Linked DNA regions of Mus musculus: region 1 is linked to region 2. Evidence: chromatin contacts called from ENCODE POLR2A ChIA-PET data. All regions are on one chromosome and are shown on one strand. Each heading gives the region's core, a stretch centred on a gene start or an enhancer-like site at or near the end of the contact. The rest is flanking DNA. Distances are from core to core; before and after follow the strand shown.

The links. ChIA-PET counts read pairs that join two places held with the same protein, here RNA polymerase II (POLR2A).
Region 1: POLR2A ChIA-PET joins it to region 2 with 15 read pairs in embryonic stem cell. The contact joins the promoter of Mocs3 here to the promoter of E130018N17Rik in region 2. POLR2A ChIA-PET finds 5 or more read pairs at or near these places in 4 of 5 experiments (Patski and embryonic stem cell).

Annotation. Positions count from the first base shown.
Region 1 is chr2:168,228,735-168,233,724 of GRCm38, forward strand. It overlaps Mocs3 (molybdenum cofactor synthesis 3), which reads left to right and starts at 1,888. Exons shown (of 1, transcript NM_001160330.1): 1 at 1,888-3,569. The coding sequence starts at 1,901. The coding sequence ends at 3,283. It overlaps Dpm1 (dolichol-phosphate (beta-D) mannosyltransferase 1), which reads right to left and starts at 1,645. Exons shown (of 9, transcript NM_010072.4): 1 at 1,459-1,645. The coding sequence starts at 1,619. It overlaps Gm20716 (predicted gene 20716), which reads right to left and starts at 1,645. Exons shown (of 12, transcript NR_132310.1): 1 at 1,459-1,645.
Region 2 is chr2:168,151,361-168,156,642 of GRCm38, forward strand. It overlaps E130018N17Rik (RIKEN cDNA E130018N17 gene), which reads right to left and starts at 3,153. Exons shown (of 2, transcript NR_040327.1): 1 at 2,994-3,153; 2 at 1,243-2,391.

The DNA.
Region 1 (4,990 bases), core at 638-3,137, 76 kb after region 2:
AAACCTGGGCTGGAGAGATGGCTCAGAGCACTAACTGCTCTTCTAGAGGTCCTGCGTTCAATTCCCAGCAACCACATGGTGGCTCACAGCCATTTGTAATGGGATCTGGTGTCCTCTTCTGGTGTGTCTGAAGAGAACTACAGTGTGCTCACACAAAATAAATAAATCTTAAAAAAATAAAAATAAAACATAAAGAAAAAGGATGCTCGCACCACACATCACAGGGCCACCATATAGAAACTGATTTTTATTCAGATGCAACCAAAACAGCAATCCTAAACCGGGTGGTGGTGGTGGTGGTGCACGCCTTTAATCTCAGCACCTGGAAGGCAGAGACCAGCATCTGAATTCCAGGCCAGTCAGGGCTACATAGTTTTGACCTTGCCTCAACCAATCAAACCATGCAGACTAAGGCTTTTACAAATCAGTACGGTAAGGTTGTGCTTTCTAGAAAGAGGAACTATGTACCAAGTATTTTGTTTTTCTGAGACAGAGGCTGCTAATATAGCCCTAGCTGCCCTCGGACTTGGTACAACTCGTTTGCAAACGTATCCCTTGTAGTGCATAGCTTGGGATCAAGTATTTTTTTCTTGCTATTAGAAAATATGGGCACAGCGTCCTCATTGTCGTTTGAGAAGCAAAAGCCAACCAACAAACAAAAAGCTCTGGAAACAATCTGTGTTCTTCTGACGCACTGTCTAAAACAGCGCACTGCTACGCCATCCTACTCCTGCAAAATCCCGTTCTGTAGGTTGACAGTAAAAGATCGCCCATGATCATCACAGCATGACACTCATCTGGCCGTAAAGTACTGACTCCGTCCTGCCACTGCCATCAGGAGGCATTTTATTTACTGTTTAGTTCGGAGACCTTTTTTTTTTTTTCTTAAATGCGTAACACTTTCACTATCAAAATTCTTGTTCCTAAGAGCTAGGGCTCTGCCTAACAAAGCGAAAGGCCCCGTGTTTTTCAAAACAACACACAAATAAGCCCGGGTTCCTAATCAAACTCGGCGAAGATGCTCGCTCCCTGCCAGCTCATCAGCAGTTCTCTGACAGCGCAAACAACAAGCTTACGTAAGCGCTCGGCCCCAAGGCGATGGGGAGAACGCTGGCTCGGGACTCCCGGCTCCGGCGGCGGATCCTGACCGCCCAGAGGTATGAGGTCATACCTCCTCGCCCCGAAGTCAAAAAGAAGTTAAGTTAGCCCTTTAGAGAGAACAGGCCGGGGACGCAGGCCAGCGCGATCTGTCAACAGATAGACACCGGACTCGCTAGAGACCTGAGCAGGAAGGAGAAAGACGCGGGGCTGTGCTCCTCGGTTCTCCCCGCTGGGGAAAGCCGCGAGCAGGCTCGGGAGGGAGCGGAGACCGGGCCTCCGGGGGTCTCCTCGCGCAGCCAACCGCCGACCTGCAGCCCGCGGCCGGCTCCCGGCCCCCGCGCGAGAAGCCCCTTCTACCTCTCGGAGAAGCTCTTCACCAGCAGCCACACGATGAGCGGCAGGTTCTCCCGTTCGTTGTAGGTGGGCAACAGCACCGAGTACTTGTCCTGTCGCGAGGAGCGGCCCTGCGGCGGCCGCGGAGACGCAGCAAGACTGCGACTCGCCCCCGTGGAAGCCATGACGGCTCTGCGAGAGGCGCCGGAAGCGGACTTACGTCATCCGACACGGGCCGTACCAAATCTCGGAGCATGGGGGAGGCTCGGCGCTCCGACGTCCCAGTGTGGTCCCCGGGAAACTTCCAGATATGGTGACCGTTTCAAGCCAATCGTGACGGCTTCCCCGGATAAAAACCCATTCGTTTCACTTTCAAGGGCCAGGAAGCGTCTTCGTTTTCCAGTCGCTAAGAGACAGGCAACCGGAAACGGAAGTCCCTTCCCGGCTCTTTCCGGAAGAGGCTGTCATGGCTGCCCCGGAGGACGTAGCTGCCTTACAGGCTGAAATCACCCGGCGGGAGGAAGAGCTAGCTTCGCTCAAGCGGAGGCTGGCCGCGGCCCTGACAGCCGAGCCGGAGCCCGAGCGTCCGCTCCGGGTCCCGCCGCCGCCGCTGGCGCCCCGGGCCGCGCTGTCGCGGGACGAGATCCTCCGCTACAGCCGCCAGCTACTGCTGCCGGAGCTGGGCGTGCGCGGGCAGCTGCGCCTGGCGGCGGCGGCGGTGCTCGTGGTGGGCTGCGGCGGGCTGGGCTGCCCGCTGGCGCAGTACCTGGCGGCGGCCGGCGTAGGCAGGCTGGGGCTGGTGGACCACGACGTGGTGGAGACGAGCAACCTGGCCCGCCAGGTCCTGCACGGGGAGGCGCAGGCCGGCGAGAGCAAGGCTCGCTCGGCGGCCGCGGCGCTGCGCCGTCTCAACTCGGCGGTGGAGTGCGTGGCGTACCCGCGCGCGCTCGCCGAGGACTGGGCGCTCGACCTGGTCCGCGGCTACGACGTGGTGGCAGACTGCTGCGACAACGTGCCCACGCGCTACCTGGTGAACGACGCGTGCGTGCTGGCCGGCCGGCCGCTAGTGTCGGCCAGCGCGCTGCGCTTCGAGGGCCAGATGACCGTCTACCACCACGACGGCGGGCCGTGCTACCGCTGCGTGTTCCCGCGGCCGCCCCCGCCGGAGACAGTGACCAACTGTGCAGACGGCGGCGTGCTCGGAGCGGTGCCCGGCGTGCTAGGCTGCGCGCAGGCCCTCGAGGTGCTCAAGATCGCCGCCGGCCTCGGCTCCTCCTACAGCGGCAGCATGCTGCTCTTCGACGGCCTCGGGGGCCACTTCCGCCGGATCCGGCTGCGGCGCCGCCGGCCTGACTGCGTCGTGTGCGGGCAGCAGCCCACCGTGACCCGCCTGCAGGACTACGAGGCCTTCTGCGGCTCCTCGGCCACCGACAAGTGCCGCGCCCTGAAGCTGCTGTGCCCCGAGGAGCGGATTTCTGTGACCGACTACAAGCGGCTTCTGGATTCCGGGGCGCCCCATGTGTTGCTGGACGTCCGGCCTCAAGTAGAGGTGGACATCTGTCGCCTGCCGCACTCTCTCCACATCCCTTTGAGTCAGTTGGAACGCAGGGATGCGGACAGCCTGAAACTCTTAGGGGCTGCCCTCCGGAAAGGGAAGCAGGAGTCGCAGGAAGGGGTTGCTCTCCCGGTGTATGTGATTTGCAAACTGGGAAACGACTCCCAGAAAGCTGTGAAGGTCCTGCAGTCCTTAACGGCAGTGCCGGAGTTAGACTCTTTAACTGTTCAGGACATCGTGGGGGGACTCATGGCCTGGGCCGCCAAAATTGATGGGACATTTCCACAGTACTGAGAGGACAGCATGTGATTCGTGTGGATGACGGTTGTGATACCTGAAGAATCTATTCGAGCTTTACAAAATAATGTAGGGAAGAGCCTGGATTCACGGTCTCCGAATAAATAAACGGAGACCTCCCCCCCCCCCCCCCCCAAGGAGCTTTTTGAGAAAAGAGGATAGCATTGCCTCTGAGAGCTACTTTTGGGCACTTGTGCAGCACCTTCAACATGTGACTTGGTACGACAGGATTTTTTGTTTCCCACCCGGTCAGATTAAACTGAGATTAAACAGTTAAGATGCAGCTTTTACAACTGAATTAATCACTTACATTCATCCTATTTTTAAATTAAGGTCTTCTTTGTGAGGTTGCAGAGATGGCTTAACTCGGGCTACCCCCCACCCCTACCCCATGGGGGCGGGACATCCTGGTTTGACTCCCAGAATTCATGAGTTGGCTCTGCAACTCCATTTCCATGGACATCATATGCTGTCTCCTCGACTCCTCCAGCTCCGGGCAGGGTCTTGGTGTACAGATATGCATGCAGTCAAAACATAAAGTTTTAAAATATAAGAAAAAACGTTTTTAAAAAGATATTGAGTCTTAATTCTACTTCAAATGATAGGCTATATATACCCCTTAAAAATACTTAACATGGGTAGCATTTTCATTATCTGGAAGTTGATTGTTGTAGAACCGATTGAGAGTTCAGAGTGCAGTCTTGACAGTTTAGCAACATGTGTCCATCAGCTTCCCTCAGAAGTTGCTAGCATTTTTCTTGTACTTAGCTCCAGTCTCTGCCTTCGGCTATACCAGTGGTTCTCAACCTCTTGGTCGAGACCCCATGGGGGTCAGATGGCCCCTTCACAAGGTTGCCTAAGATAATTGGAGAACAGATATTTAAATTATGATTCATAACAATAGTAAAATCACAGTTATGAAATAGCTATAAAAATAACTTTTGTGGTTGGGTGGGGGGTCACCATAACTTGAGGAACTATTAAAGGGCTGCAGCTTTAGGAAGGTTGAGAGCCACTGGCTTGTGCTCTGGCCGATAACACGTGGCATTGGTTTAACTACGTTGTGGGCCTGCTTTGGAATTTTCCAGTCCTAAGTTTCAGCCTTTTGCTCCATCCCTTTGTCTTTCTCTTTGACTCAGTGTACTCTATTGCAGCATTTTGTTTTGTTTTGTTTTTGTTTTTCGAGACAGGGTTTCTCTGTATAGCTCTGGCTGTCCTGGAACTCACTCTGTAGACCAGGCTGGCCTTGAACTCAGAAATCCGCCTGCCTCTGCTGGGATTAAAGGTGCTCTCGAAATCCGCCTGCCTCTGCTGGGATCAAAGGCCACCACGCCCAGCCAGCATTTTTTATGTAGGCATTTTTATGTTTATTTGCATAGTAAACAGTTTGACCAACCCTACTGGTGAAGGTCGGTCTTCCCAGCTATTTAACTGAGGCAGGAGGATCACAAGTTTAGGCCTGTGTGAGCTACAGAGTTAAATCCAAGGTCAGCCTGGCCAACTAAAGGAAACCCATATTAAAATCTAAAAAAGGGAGCTGGGTGTGTTGGTCAGTGGCAGAGCAGTTGCCTAGCAGCAGAAAGGCTTGGAATTCATCTCCAGTACCAGAAAACAGTTTGGTGAGCAGGTGGGCAACCCACCCTGCTTCCTGAAGACAGCAAAGCGCACAGTTGCCGAAAGGGTGTTGAGAATAGAGGCTGATGC
Region 2 (5,282 bases), core at 1,903-4,402:
TAATGGAGTTAGTTTCTCAGTTGTGGCTCCCTCTTCTAGGATGACCCTACCCTGTGTCAAGACATAGGGTTTGATTTCCAGCACCAACATGGTGGTTCACAACTACCCCTAACTCAAGTTCCAGGAGATCTGATGCCCTCCTCTGACCTCCACGGCACCAGGCATACAGGGGATACACATATATGCACACAGGGAAAACACACAATAAGATAGAATAAAGAAATGTAAATTTTGCCGGGCAGTAATGGTGCACGCCTTTAATCCCAGCACTTGGGAGGCAGAGACAGGCAGATTTCTAAGTTCGAGGCCAGCCTGGTCTACAAAGTGAGTTCCAGGACAGCCAGGGCTGCACAGAGAAACCCTGCCTGTCTCAAAAAACTAAAAAAAAAAAAAAAAAAAAAAAGGTAAATTTTGTATTACATTTATTTGTGTGTGTGTGTATGTATGAGTGTGAGTATATATGTGTATGTGTGTGGGAGGGGTACATGTGTTCCACAGTGCATGTGGTGTTCAGAGGACAATCTCTCTTCTGCCTGAGGTTGAATGGGCCTCCAAGCATAGAGTTAGAGACATCAAAGATCTGAAAGGCCAGCTCTGGGCAGGAGACAGGGTGACCCAAGACAGACTCAGCCCTCAGCCCTTAGTTGTGGGTGACAAGCCATGACAGTGGCAGGGGACAAAGCCAGGCTCATTCTGATTCTCATCTTACTAGTCCCTCTCTCAAGATATGTGCTGTGTGTATTCCGCTTGAAATGGAGGTACAGAGAGGTTAAGTAACTGGCCCAAGGTCACACAGCTGGGCTCTGGGAACCCTGTTCTTAGTCTATGGTACCTTGGAAACTTAGGTCTGGGAGGATACAGGGAATAAACAGATTCTAAGACGACGATTCAGTGGTAGTTCTGTCTGCAGGGATCCAATCTGGTTTTAGGGCACTAGGGGCGGCTTGTGGGAAAGGTGGGGGACACAGAATGGGATGGTAAATCAGAGGTCGGGGTTACGCTTAGCCTGTCTGTGCAAAGGCGTGCAGGTGCAGCTGAGCACAGAGCTTGCGAGGTGGCAGGAGGTGAATGTTGGTGGGGGAGCCAAGTGAGTAGGGCCAGAGTCACAGGGAGTTTAGTATTAATCTAAGGACAGTGGGGTGCCTTAGAGGGTTTTATAGCAGGGTTACCGGGCTTGGGGCCACAGCCTGCCAGGTTTGGGACACCAGACCTCAATAAGCCAAATAAAGTAGCTAATGTATAGTGAATAGCAAAAAAGGAACTTTACTTAGTGTGGCTGCAACAGAAGGATACCCAGAGATCCAGGGAGTTCCCAAATCCTTAGGGATCCTGACCGAGGGTGGGGCTTAAATAATAAGAGATTTGCATAACTCCTTAGTCAAGGCCTGACCCTGTCTGTTACCTCCTCAGTTCAGTTCCAAGGTCATGGGATTAGTTGTTAATCTTCTGGGTGACCAGTTCCCCTCAGGTTGTCCCCAAGGCTCCAGGCATTTATTCTCTCACCAGGAGAATACTGGGGAACTTTTCATTTCTTGGGGTCCATTTTTTTCCACTAGACTGAAAGCTAAAGAGAGGGTCATGAGTGTCTCTTTAGAATGTGTCCCCTCCTGCCAGACAGGCTGGGTATGGCAGAAGTAGAGACTTCTTCAGTGTTGGTGGCAACATTCAGAGACTTACCTGGGAGCTGAGGAGGGCACCTGGGTGCACCCCACCCCCCAAAGGAGGCTTTTGCTCCTAGGATTGTTCTTCAGTTGAAAATATTTCATGCTGAGCTCTGGGCTCCTTGAAAGCCCCACTTCAGGAGTTTGGGCCCCTTGTCCAATCAAAGGAGAGAAAAGAAACCCAGCCTTAGGTCAGTGGAGCAGGGCTCTGGGGAACGGAGCCTGAGGAGCAGGCCAGAGCTTAAGCCGCACACAAGAGCATCCCACCTGAAGACTGTTCCAGTCCGTGTGAAGGGAGCTTTGAGCCAGGCCTGTGCCCCCTCAGGTCTGCAGGAGACCATAGCTGATGTCTGCAGCCAACCTGGGTCTGCCCTCAGCGCCATGTGCCCAGAGGCTCAGTAGCTCACTAATTTGTTGTTAACCACTGTTTGTTTCCTGCCAAGCCAAAACATCTTGTTCATGAGGTTTTACCTTGATGAATTTTCTCCATGAGAGGTACTTTCCAGTGAAGGAAGGATCCAGGACTCAGGGCAGAGGCTGTCCATGCAGCAGGCAGTCTGGCTATGGTGGCCTAGACTGGCTTTTCACCTTAATCCAGCAGGGCTAGAAGAGACCAGGAGGCCAGGTGGTCCCAGGAAAACTAGTCAGGGGCCCTGGTGGCAGAAGGGACACTTTGCCCACAGCAGAGCAGGCATGAGACGGAACTGCAGGGAGACGGGAACAGATTCTCCTGTTTGGGAAAAAGCTGGACGTCAGACATTTTTTTATTTTTGAAACAAGGTCTTGCTTTGCAGCCCTGGCTGGCCCAGAACTTGGCATGTAGACCAGGCTGCATGTTGGCCCCGCAGCAAGGCTTAGCCTGGGTATACTGGTACACTCCTGTAATCCCAGCATTTGGGAGGAAGAGGCAGGAAGATCAGAAGTTTCAGGTCAGCCTCAGATTAGCTAGAGATGACCTTTAACTCCTAATCCTCCTGCCCCTGGCTCTGCCCCTTCAGAGGCCTCTGAGATCAGATGCATAGAATGAGGGACATCTGTCCATCAGGTTGTACTAGCTCCAGCCCAGACTTCCCAGCTCTTAGCTTTGGCCCCTGATTCTGACGTCTTATAAAAACTCCAGAGACAGGTGACTCCACTTTACAAGGAAGGAGCTCTAGGCTCAAAGACCTCACAGTGTCCCTCTCCCTGCCTGTGTTCTGTCTGGGTGGACCATAGCCTCTGTCCTACCCATGGTGACACGTGGGCGAAAGGATCTGACCCCAGCTATGAAGTCCCAGAGGGACCCTGGGTAGGATCCCTCGGCTACCATCTACCCAGTTACATTTCCAGTACCTGCAGAGGGCACGTGCTCTTCCTCAAGGTTGTGCACCCAGTAGGTGCTCAATACATTCCAGAGATATCTGACCTTCCAGCTCTGTTTGGCTCTCTGTCTGACAGCAGAGAGCTGACAGAGAAGAAATGGCGGCTGTAGGGAATGCTGCCCTGCCCTGGCTGGCCTGTAGGGGTCGTCCTTGGGTGCTAGGCTTGGAGTCCCTCCCTTCCCCACCCCCAGCCAGCAGGAGAGAGGCTTAGCTGGGCCTCCTCCCCCAGCGGGGGGCCCCAGGAGGGCCATGGGGAGGAGCCTGCCTGGCTGGAGCTGGGAGGGCTCTTGCTGAAACACAAAGCAGCCAGGGGAGGTTCCAGGCGCCTGCTGGCAGCTCTGAACCGGCTTCTTTCTCTTCCTGCCTTCAGCAGTCCTGGTGGTAAAAACGCCGCATGACAGATGGCTAATACCGAAGCAAAGATGGAGGCCGAGTCCCACACCTCCCCAGCACCCAGCCTCCTACACAATCATGCTTTTGTGTGTGTGTGTGTGTGTGTGTGTACACGCTCATGCCAAGGCAGCAAGCATACCTGTAGTGGTCAGAGTACAAGAGGTCAAATTGTTTCTGGGTTTTTGTTTTGTTTTGTTTGTTTGTTTGGTTGGTTGGTTTTTTGGAGAATCTTGTGTAAGACCAACTGGGTTGGAACTCTTGTTTTGTAGACCAGGGTGGTCACTTGCCTCTTCTTGCCAAATTTTGGTATTAAAGGTAAGCACCACCCTGTCTGGCTTAGAGAGCAGTTTATGGGCATTGGATCTTTCCACCATGTGAGTCCCTAGGATGGTGGAACCATTTGTCAGGCTTAGCAGCAAGCACCTGTACTCACTGAGCCATCTCATTGGCCCTGACCTGTGTTTTCAGATGGTTGTGTTCATGTTAAAGCTTTGGGGAGAGTCAGTTGGATTCTCATTATGACCGTGAGACGTTTTTATTTGGTGGTGGTGGGGTGTTTGTGTAGGCATAATGAGAAGCACCCCAACTTATTTGGTGGGGACACACTCAAAATTTCCTTTTCGCAAATCTGTGTCGTCCTCTGATGTCTGGGGCTTGTATGGTGACATGATTAATGGAACCTGCCTCTACTCCTGGGATCCCAAGAGCATCCAACCCAGGAGTGACAACCTGGAAGCTGTCCAACACAGCCAGATGCCCCTTGAAGGCCCGATGTCTGTCCTGGGTTATCAGATGGAAGATGGCTGTGGATAGTGGCCCAAGGCCAAGGGGTCCACCCTGTCTCCTCTGAGCTATCTGTGGTAATTTCCAGAAGGAACCCTGAGCTTCAAGCTCAGTAGGTAACGGCCTTGCCTAAGGAGCCTGAGCACCTGAGCTCTGTCCCTTGACCCCGAATTTCAAAAGCAGGGTGTGCAACCAAGTATGACCTTGTACGAGGCAAGTAAAACAGGGGGTTCAGGAGCTTAAAGTCACCCTCAGTGACATAGCAATCTCAAGACCAGCCTGGCACATAGGAGCCTCTTGTCTAAAAATTAAACCAGTTGGTAGTGATGGCACTATTGTAATCCCGGAACTGCGGAGAGGAGACGGGCAGACCCAGGACTCACTGGCTGGCCAGCCTAGCCTGATGGGTAAACTCCAGGGCAGGGACAAGAGTCTTCTCAAAACATAGGCTCAGCTGTGAGACTGTAGGCCTGATACCCCGACACCCCAATACCAGGAGGGAAAGGAAGGCAGGAGGTCAGTTGTAACTACACAGAGAGAGTTCAGGGTCAGCCTGGGCTCTGTGAGACCCTGTATCAACACAACAGAAAACCAAAAACCGGGCTGGCAAGACGGTTCAGCCAGTAAGAGGCACTTGCCACCAAGCCTAGGACACTACATGATTCCCCAAAGCACACTGAATGAAGAGAAGAAATAAAAAAGGAAAAGAGCAAGACTCGTCTCAGGTTTTGGCAGCAGATGAATGAAATGGATGCAGTAAAGAACCCAAAGTAGTCGCTCAAGCTTAAAGAAAAACATTTATTCCAGACGAAGAAGTTTCTCTCTCTCTCTCCAGCAGAGAAGCAACTGCGTGTACACGGTGGTGGTGGCGATGGCGGCGGCGGTGGTGGCGGCGGCAGCGGCGGGTGTTTCCAGGGTTTTAAGGAGAACCTGGGAGGAGGGAACTTGTAATCTGGGATGGAGGACTTTGAAGTGTATAACAGGGATTTGTTGCGTGGAGATTGAAGGAGCCTAGAAGTGGGTCAGCACAGGCCTTGATATGCTAATTGAACCACAGGTATATGTTAATGCAGGACCTGAAGTC